2 separate regions of the Homo sapiens genome follow, and region 2 is linked to region 1. Evidence: chromatin contacts called from ENCODE Hi-C or POLR2A ChIA-PET data. All regions are on one chromosome and are shown on one strand. The core of a region is the stretch at or near the end of the contact, and the rest is flanking DNA. Distances in the headings are between cores, read along the strand shown.

Region 1 (4,827 bases), core at 1,600-4,099:
CATATGAGGAGGAAGTACACCGAACATACTTGCAGAGGAAGGGAGCCCCCACCATGTGCCAGGGCCCCATGGACATGAGATCATGAGAGACATCTGGTCTGTCTTCTCGCCCACATGTGAGACAGATGGGAAGTTCCAGCATTTTGTTTATAGACTTAGAGAAGGGAATGAGTGGATATTTTTTTTTAGAGAGGTCACAGGACATCTCAGTGGCTTGTTAAAGGACAGCCTTATGAACGGTACCTAGGAATCACGGATGTGGAGTTGGAGGCAGTGTGGGAGCTGAGGGGAGGCCTGCTGCCATGCACCCCTGCTGGTCAGAGCAGATGCCTGGCCAGGAGGCTGACACACCACCTTCAGATTTGGCCGCTGCCACCATCACACCTCTGGGTGTAGTTTGATCCGAGACAGCAGCTTTCCAGCTGCGGGAATTCAGTGGCATGATGACAGCATACACAGGGAGACGGCAAATGTGAAAGCACTGGTCAACTGTCGCACATGTAAATCTAAGTCCATGGCCCACAAAAATCAGCTCTGTGTCTTGGGTTTGAATAATTGTGGGAAAAATAGTAATAATAATAATAACAATAATAAAAAAACTTCTTGGTTTTCTCTCTCTCCATGACTTTCTAGTTCTTTTACTCAGCTCAAAAACTTTCTTAGAAATACAGGTGATGCCATGGAATACTATGCAGCCATAAAAAAGGTTGAGTTCATGTCCTTTGCAGAGACATGGATGAAGCTGGAAACCATCATTTTCAGCAAACTAACACAAGAACAGAAAACCAAACACTGCATGTTCTCACTCGTAAGTGGGAGCTGAACAATGAGAACTCATGGACACGGGGGTTGGGGGGGGGAATATCACACACTGGGGCCTGTTGGGGGGTTGGGGGATAGGGGAGGGACAGCACTAGGAGAACTACCTAATGTAGGTGACAGGTTGATGGGTGCAGCAAACCACCATGGCACGTGTATACTGTGTAACAAATCTGCATGTTCTGCACATGTACCCCAGAACTTAAAGTATAATAAAAAAAGAAGACATGAAAAAAAACCTTTTGTATTTTTAGTGAGCTTATGCAGCTAATAAATTCATTTAAAAAAGAAATACAGGCAACAGCAGTGGCTCTCCACATCAGTGTGTGACAGTCACCAGGCTTTGTCACAATGCATCCTGGTGGGCCGCGCAGAGCCTGGGCCTCAGTGGGGTTGGGCCGGGCCTGACAATCTGCATTTCCAGCACGTCCCAGGTGCCACTGCTGCTGTCATTGGGGCCACACTTTGAGGACCCTGGGTCTGTGACGCCTAGTCCCTTACCTAGAATTTAATTCCACATCCTCTCTTCCCTCCCCCACGTCTGCAAAACGTGGCCTTGAAGGAGTTGTATCAGCAAGACGTTAGACAAGGCAGCTCTTCCCTGTCTCCCCATGGAAAAACCAAGTAAATCATGGGCTTTTCCCTTTGCTGATTGTGCCCTTTGATGCTCAAGACATTTTTAATGTGATGACGTTCAATTTCTTTCTGCCTTTTGTTTCTTGAGCTTTTGGTGTCACATCCGAGAAATTCATTTGCCAAATCCAATGTCATGACGCTTCCCCTATGTTTTCTTCTAAGAAGGTTTTAGCTCTTACATTTAGATCTTTGATCCATGTTGAATTGATTTTTGTATATGGTGTAATGTAAGGGTTTAACGTCATTCCTTTGGATGTGAATATCCAGGTTTCTTAGCACTGTTTCTTGAGAACACTGTCCTCTCTCCACTGAATGGTCTCGGTACCCTTTTCGAAAAGGCAACCCACAGAATGGGAGAAAATACTTGCAAATCATAGATCTGATACGAATTGGTTTCTAGACAATATTAAAAATTCCTACTACTGAACACACACACAAAACAAAGAATCTAATTAAAAAATAGGCACAAGACTTGAACAGACGTTTCTCCAAAGAAGGTAAACAAACAGCCAGTACGCACACGGAAAGAAGCTCAACGTCACTAATCATTAGGGAAATGCAAACCAAAACTGCGAGTTACCGCCTCATACCCACTGGAATGGCTACTGCAAGGGTTAGTGAGAATGTGGGAAAAAATGGAACGCTGTGCACTGATGGTGGGAATGTAAGATGGTGCAGCTGCTCTAGAAAATGGTGTGGCTATTTTCAGAAAATTAAAAATAAAATTGCCATATAGTCAAGCAATTCTTCTAGTTATATAGTGTATTGGTCTGCTCTCATGCTGCTAATAAAGACATACTTGAGACTGGGTAATTTATAAAGGAAAGAGGTTTAATGGACTCACAGTTCCACATGGCTTGGGAGGCCTCACAGTCATGGCAGAAGGGGAATGAGGAGCAAAGTCACATCTTACATGGCGGCAGGTAGGAGAGCGTGTGCAGGGGAACTGCCCTTTATTAAACCATCAGATCTCGTGAGATATTTTCACTGTCATGAGAACAGCATGGGAAAGACCCACCCCCATGATTCAGTTACCTCCCACTGGGTTGCTCCTATGACACTGGGAATTGTGGGAGCTACAATTCAAGATGAGATTTGGGTGGGAACACAGAGCCAAACCATATCATAGACCCAACGAAATTGAAAGCAGGGACTTGAAGAGAATTTATACATCCATATTAATGGCAGCACAATTTATGATGGGCAAAATTTGGAAGCATCTATCCATTGACAGATGAATGTGCAAAGAAAATGTGGAATATCTACTATTCAGCTGAAAAAGGAAGAACATTCTGACACATGTTACAACATGGATGAACCCTAGGGACCATCTACAATGGAAACTAAGCCAGTCACAAAAGGACAAACAATGAACAATGTCACCTGCATGAGGTCCCTAGAGTCCTCACACCCACAGAGACAGGAAGCAGAGGGTGGTTGCTGGGGCCGGGGAGGGTAACGGGCTTAATGTTTCGTGGAGACAGTTTCAGTTCTGGAAGATGAAACTTTCTGTAGACGGATGGTGGTGATTGCTCACGACTGTGTGAATGTACTTAGTGCCACCGACCTATACACTCAAAAGTGGATCAGAGGGTACATTTTGTGTTATGTATATTTTACCATAATTTAAAAAAAGAACAGAAAAAAGAAGACCCTTGCTGAGCTTTACAAGCAACTCAGTCTTGTCTTCAAATATTCTTCATGAATTGAGATGGTGCCAGGTTGCTGTTTAATACCAACAAGCGACAGAGGAAATTCTAAATAAGTTTAGTCACGTTGTAGAAATTTGCTTACGAAACACGAGACTGGAATCAAACTCCTTTAGGGCTTTTCCCCCTCAGTGGAAAGAGTGGATACCTTGTCACTGAACAACGTGATTTTCCCAGGTACAGTTTATTTACAGGCAAAGCCACATCCTGCTTACACTTATGAATAGTTGGCAGCTGGCTTTAGTGAGGATGGATTGCAGGTGAGAGGAGGAACTTTGTTAAGGACCAGATGCTTCCCTGTTCTTTTGCCAGGTGCAAATCAAGCGCCACCTGGAAGAAATGTAATCATTTGAAATGTCTTTAAAAATAGTCACTCTCTGAATTTAAAATGTTAATTTAAAACAATTATGATGAGCAAAATAATTAGGAAATACAGACTTCCTAAGTTAGGGAGCCAGGCTATTCAGACTATGATGATATTGAATTACTTATGTATCATGGATGAAGCAGCTAGATCTAAATGAACAAAAATAAAAAAAAAGAGAAAACAGAAGATTAAAAAGATTAAAAAGAAAACAATTTGATGTGTCTTTATGGAAAGTTAAGCTCTGGCCAGAGCTAAGTTGGAGGTATTGCTGTTTCTTTCTCTAAAAAAGTTTAATGTGTTCGATCCAGTTTTTTCATAGCATTAGAAAAACTCTTTTTGGGATTGTTACTTTTTTAAAAATTAATATTCTTACTACTACTATATTTGAGGGAACTGAGCCATTTACGATTGTCAATTTCCAAATTTCTTCATGGATACAGATTCATTTCTGATTCATTGAACTGCAAACTTATTTTTTATAGGGAAGAACTGACCAAAAGCAAGCGATTTTTATATCTAGAAACTATTCCCCCCTTCTGTCTATTTCTCACCTATCACCACACAAATACGTCTTCCATGAACGCAAGCAAAATAACAAATAATATTAAACAAAAGGGATTCGTTTTTCTTTAATGTATGTCACTTAAAGGATTGTACTAGTTCAGAACTTGGCGAACTCATGCATAGAAGAGTGGTTGAAAAGTTTCACTTATAATAGCACATTCAGAATAGATCATATGGCTATAATTATTTGTATGCTTTTCCAGGCACATTAACTAAGCTAAACTCAATACATCATTTCATGCATAATTAAAGATTTAAGATCAATGAAACTTACTCTCTTTATCTAGTTTCACCTAGGGACCCGGCGAGGGAAAAAGCTTAGAAAACTTTTTAGACGTTATCTACTAGTAAGAACGGAAACCACTGTAATTCCTTGTCCCTGTGTTAAACAATACTGGGACCAGCAAAAGGATCTTCCCTGATTTCTCCAGGAAGTACCTGCCCGTGAGAGCTAAGCCTAGGAACCAACCAACCAAGTCACTTCCTTCTCAACACCAGCAACGGCTCCTGGAGGCTCCTGCCCGGAAGACGTCTGCTCTTCCTACCAACCTAAAGTTTCCTCATTAACTTTGCTCCATACAAGCCAGTTCTTGGCTCTCATGCCTCCCGTCCCCGGCCCAAAACCTATGAACACCCCACACTAATTTTCTGCTCTTAGCTCTTGCCAGGCTGCAACCCCCACCTCTCTCCAGGGGGTCTCGTGAACCCAGCTCTGCCTCAGCAACGATCCTG
Region 2 (4,780 bases), core at 1,300-3,799, 72 kb after region 1:
GATAGATAGATAGATAGATAGATTAGAGAGAGAGAGAATAGATGATAGGTAGATAATTCTTTGTCACTATCTTTAAGGTACACAAAATTTTGTAGGAGAGTCTGAGACATACAAACTTCTTATAATACAATGAATGTATTTGGTGCAATAGAGCAAAAATAGGGTCAGGACTTTATGACTACTAAGCCTCACAGGTGTTTTGATGCCTATGGAATCACCACATATAAGTCCCACTAATTCAGTCGCCATTTGTGACTAACGTGTCCAATACTCAGTAGGAAAGATATAAAAGAAAATAATTAGAGTTCCTTAATATCTCTTTGGTCCACCAGCAGGCATCCATGTTTGTGATCTTCTGGGCAATTTTCAGACCTGCTGGCATCACAAGTTCCTCCAACCAGACTTGGATAATGGGTCAATCAGCAAGAAGCACTTTTCCTGAGCCCAAGTTCTAAAACCTCCACAGCAACAGCCCTAATGAAAAATGTAGTATCTCCCACTTCTCCTTTCTATTGCCTTTTTGTTTGGTTTTCACAGGAATCTATTTCTGAGTGTTTGCTGTAGGCAGACACTTTCCTCATCTCCACCTTTGATTACGAGAACAGCACAGCCCGGTGGCTGCCCGGGGGGAGGTGGTAGGCAGGGTCAGAGTGCACACGCGCGTGTGTTCATGTGTGCTGTGTACAGGTGCTGTGAGGGTCCAGGAACTGCTGGCTATCACAGTGAGCGGTGACACAAAGGCCTGTAATTCTATGTTGAGAATAATATTTCCAGCCTAGAACTAGCAGTCTGGCTGGAATGAAATACACAGAAAATAGTCAGGATAGTCCAATCTATGTCTGAGCCTCCAGATTTAAAGATAGTTTATATCCACAAATACATACTGCTATGTCTTTTTACCTTTCCATTTTCACAGCTAGCTGCCAATTTAAGTAAGCATCCTTGCTTTAGTTAAGGGCTTTAGTAATAAAATAATAATAATAACTTCACGAACAGGAAGAGATTCTATAAATCCTGAGTTTCATGCCAGGAAACCACCCCAGAAAACACTTTTTGTACTAATAGCTGTAAAAAAAGGTCAGGTACCTGACTTAAATAATTGCTTTCCTTTTTGTATGTTTGGGGGAGGAGGAATTTCTGGTTCTACTTGTAACACGTGCATATGAGGTTACACAAAGATTTCTTTCCTGGAAAACTGGAAATAAGCATAATCAAAACTGTAAAATGATCAAATACTGGTGCAATTATTTTCTTCAGGAATCTCACGATTTCATCTGCGGGAGTGGATCTGAAATCTAAAATCTGAAAACATTTATTTCACTTTATGATTCTTTTTATTCCACATTCTTCTCTAATTTTTTCCTTGACTGAAACATTGGTATCTCTGTTTCTCATGGTCTCTCTTCGCCTCAGCCGTGCAGTTCTGTGGGTATCTAGGGGGCCTTTTCAGTTCAAAGTACATCAGCAGCCCGACGCTGGTGGTCCACGTTTTCCTGTCGGCTCTGTGGGTTGCATCTGTGTCCTGTTACCTCGGAGGGGTTGTATGTGCGTCCTGAGAGGAAGACAGCCTGGGAAGACAGGGTGGCTTGCAGAAGACGCCCACCATTTGCACAGAGCTAGCCGAGGCAGCTGGCCTGAACATGTGTGCATGCGTGTGCGTGCATGTATGGGTGTGTATGTGTATGCTCATGTGCTTGTGTGTTTATGTGTGTGTATGTGCGTATGTGAGCATGTACGTGTGTGCGCATGTGTATGTTCATGTGCTTGTGTGTGTGCGCGTGTCTGCGTGCGTTTATGTGCGTGTATGTGCATGTGTGTGAGCGTGTATGCTCATGTGCACGTGTGTCTGTGTGTGAGCACGTATGGGTGTGTGTGCGTGTGTGCTTATGTGCGTGTGTGCATGCATATATGTGCATGTGCATGTATGCACGTGTTTGTGTATGTGTGTATGCGTGCATGTGCATCTGTGTTGAGGGGCTGTTGCTCAGGAAGCGAGGGACAGGGCATGTCCTAGGTAGAGACAGCTTTCTGGGGAAAGCCTTGTTCTAAGGCAGCAGGGCGGTCTTGCACTTGCGCGGCTGCTCCTGGGATTTGGAAAGGACACAGGTGGGAAGTTGGAGAGATGGCCTGGGGCAGGTGGGGTAGGTGGGGCAGGTGGGGCAGATGGGGCAGGTGGTGCAGATGGGGCAGTCATTAACGAGCATGCCTGGAACCCCATCCCTAGTCTTGTAGAGGAGGCAAGGAGCTGTCCAACTGTCTCTTAAGAGTGGCACAGTCAGTGCTATGGTTTGGAGGTTTGTCCCCTCCAGATCTCATGTTGAAACGTGATCCCCAGTGTTGGAGGTGGGGCCTGGTGGGGGATGCTGGGGTCAGGGGTGGATCCCTCACGATTATCTTGGTGCTGTCCTCCTGGTTATGAATGAGTTCTTGCTCTGTGTGTTGCAGTGAGAGCTGATTGGTAGGAAGAGCCTGGCCCCTCCCACCGCCTCTCCCACCACGTGATCTCTGCACAGGCCGCTCCCCTCCCCATCGGCCACGAGTGAAGCTTCCTGGGGCCTCACCAGATGCAGATGCTGGTGCCACGCTTCCTGTACAGCCTGCAGAGCCATGGCTGCACAAACCTTTCTTCCTCATAAATCACCCAGCCTCGGGTGTTCCTTTCTAGCAACACACACGGACTGAGCCGGATGACATGAAGCAGCTGTTCCCGCCTCCTCCTGGCACCTCCCTGACTCACGCACTTGGTGCGTGGAGGGGTCGTGAGCGGGCACAGGCAGCCACTTCGCTGCTTGCCTCATCAGCCTCACAGTTCCCCACAGGTGAGTCCTGGCATAGAAACATCCCCTGCATCTTAATTTGCATTTGTTAATAATTATGTGAAATAGAGAAAATAACTTATTTGTGCACAGCTCTGACTTCCAAACGAAACCACTCCAGCTTTTTGGAAGCTTCCGCATTTGGGGATGATATTAACCAAGTGACCACAGACGAGAGAGGCACTGCCCTTCTCTTTAACCCAGAAACTGGTCAGGAGCCTGAGGAGAATGACAAAGGGAAAGAATTCTTACAGGAACTTCTCCCTCCGCTTCCCTCAGTTTAAAACTACAGTGCTCGCCACAGAATCTCACTTCCAATTCCTTGTGGAGAACTGCTTCTTGTACTTATCGCATCCTCATTTACGATATGACTCTGCTAGTATTTTAAATACATGTCTAGCGTTCCTTATAGAGACATTCTCATCCCCACATAGATCGGTGGTTATGAGGGAGTTTTCTTTCCTATGCCTAGGATTCTGTTTTGATGATTTTTACGGGGTTTGCTTACAGTAGTAACTCAGCAAACTGCCTGATGATATTTAAAAACTTCTTCCTCCTTGATTTTCATTTTAAATCAAGCAAACACAATAATCCACAAAAACTAAATTAAAATCAATGCCCTTAACATGACTGGCAAGAAGAATGCTGTTTCTGTTGTAAGAAGACTTGCTATACATAACAGGATGATTAGAAAGACTTGCTGTAAAAAGACTTGATATACATAACAGGATGATATACATAACAGGATGATTAGAAAGTTAAAAATATAATATTGTGAGATGCTATTTGGTTTGGTAAGACGGGGGTCAGATAGTCTATCAGAATAATTTTCTTCCGTTTGATCACACATCTCATCAGAGGAGCAGGAGAGCCGTCCAGCGTGAGATATTTGAAGGGGTGTTGGCAAGAACATCAGATGGACGACAGGGGAGAGGGGCCCAGCTGCACGGGGAGAAGCCGATGAGGGATGGGTCTTTGCTGTCATCAACATTCATAAATTTATCATTCTGGATGCACAAATTAAAATTATTCACTAAGCAAGAATGCCATTGAACTGAACGTTATAAAAATCCTGGAGTAAGTAGAAAAATGCCAGGCTGATATATCTGTGCAGTAAGAGGCATATAATTCTGCCTCCATCAATAACAGCCCCCACACTTTATGGACTCCCCTCTTGGAGGTGGCTGTGAATAACCCGAATGCATGTGCAGCCTCTCGACAAACTCGTGTCCGCGGCTGTGGGCTACGTTCTCGCCAATGGCTGTGTCTTCGGCCAACACACCTGAGCTTACTGCATTAATGTTACTGTGCGATACAGCAGCTCCGCGCCTCCTGTGAGTGCCCGTGTTCACTTCCTAAACTGCTGGTCTACCCAGATTTTTAAAGGGACATATCAAATACTGTTCCTCCATTTCTGGTTCCTTTCAAGCTGCGTTGGTATCGATGTTTGGAACCCCTGGCCACATTTCATATTTATGTAACTGATCTGACAGTGCACGTGAATCTATGAGCAGTTACTTATTGAGTCCCTGCTGTATGTGAGGCTCTCAGGAAGGACTTATGGATGCGCCAAAGTACTGCTGATGATAATGGTGTGAGGAACACACTTTTACTCCTGTTTTATAGAGGTAAACCGTGGTATAGAATTTCACGTTACTTGTCTGAGGTCTTTGGTCATCCCAGCAGCGCCCGGTGTGAGCCCTCTCAAGTTCTCCATGGTTTTCCCATCACCCACACCCCTCCTGTCATGCTGGTTGATGGCACTCTTGCCCGTTGGGTGAGAAAGCCCTTTCCTGGACAGGTGATGCCCTTTGTAGTGAAAACAGTTAGATGCTGTCATGTTTGGTCAGAAGCTGAACCACAGATTTTAGAATGAGGCAATGATGGCCTGAGAGGGAAGTGGATTCTGTTGACACCAGCAGAATGTGTGGAATTGGGATTTTGAAAGTGTATTTACCCAGTGG

The links. A loop is a pair of places that touch in the nucleus more often than their neighbours do. ChIA-PET counts read pairs that join two places held with the same protein, here RNA polymerase II (POLR2A). Pooled maps may share reads with other maps.
Region 2: a pooled map shows a loop between it and region 1 (4-fold over the local background). The contact joins the promoter of ADARB2-AS1 here to the enhancer-like site in region 1. A Hi-C loop is called at or near these places in 1 of 168 maps with a recorded cell type or tissue (mesothelial cell of epicardium) and 4 of 50 pooled maps. POLR2A ChIA-PET finds 5 or more read pairs at or near these places in 1 of 52 experiments (Panc1).

Annotation. Positions count from the first base shown.
Region 1 is chr10:1,451,767-1,456,593 of GRCh38, forward strand. All of the region lies in intron 1 of ADARB2 (adenosine deaminase RNA specific B2 (inactive)), which reads right to left. Among named protein-coding and RNA genes, the nearest start is that of ADARB2-AS1, 72 kb to the right of the region's middle. Within about 2 kb of position 2,850, at least 3 of the 41 ENCODE cell types and tissues checked have a DNase peak (open chromatin) inside an H3K27ac peak, as active enhancers do.
Region 2 is chr10:1,524,081-1,528,860 of GRCh38, forward strand. ADARB2-AS1 (ADARB2 antisense RNA 1) reads left to right here and starts at 2,550. Exons shown (of 2, transcript NR_033387.2): 1 at 2,550-2,819. All of the region lies in intron 1 of ADARB2 (adenosine deaminase RNA specific B2 (inactive)), which reads right to left.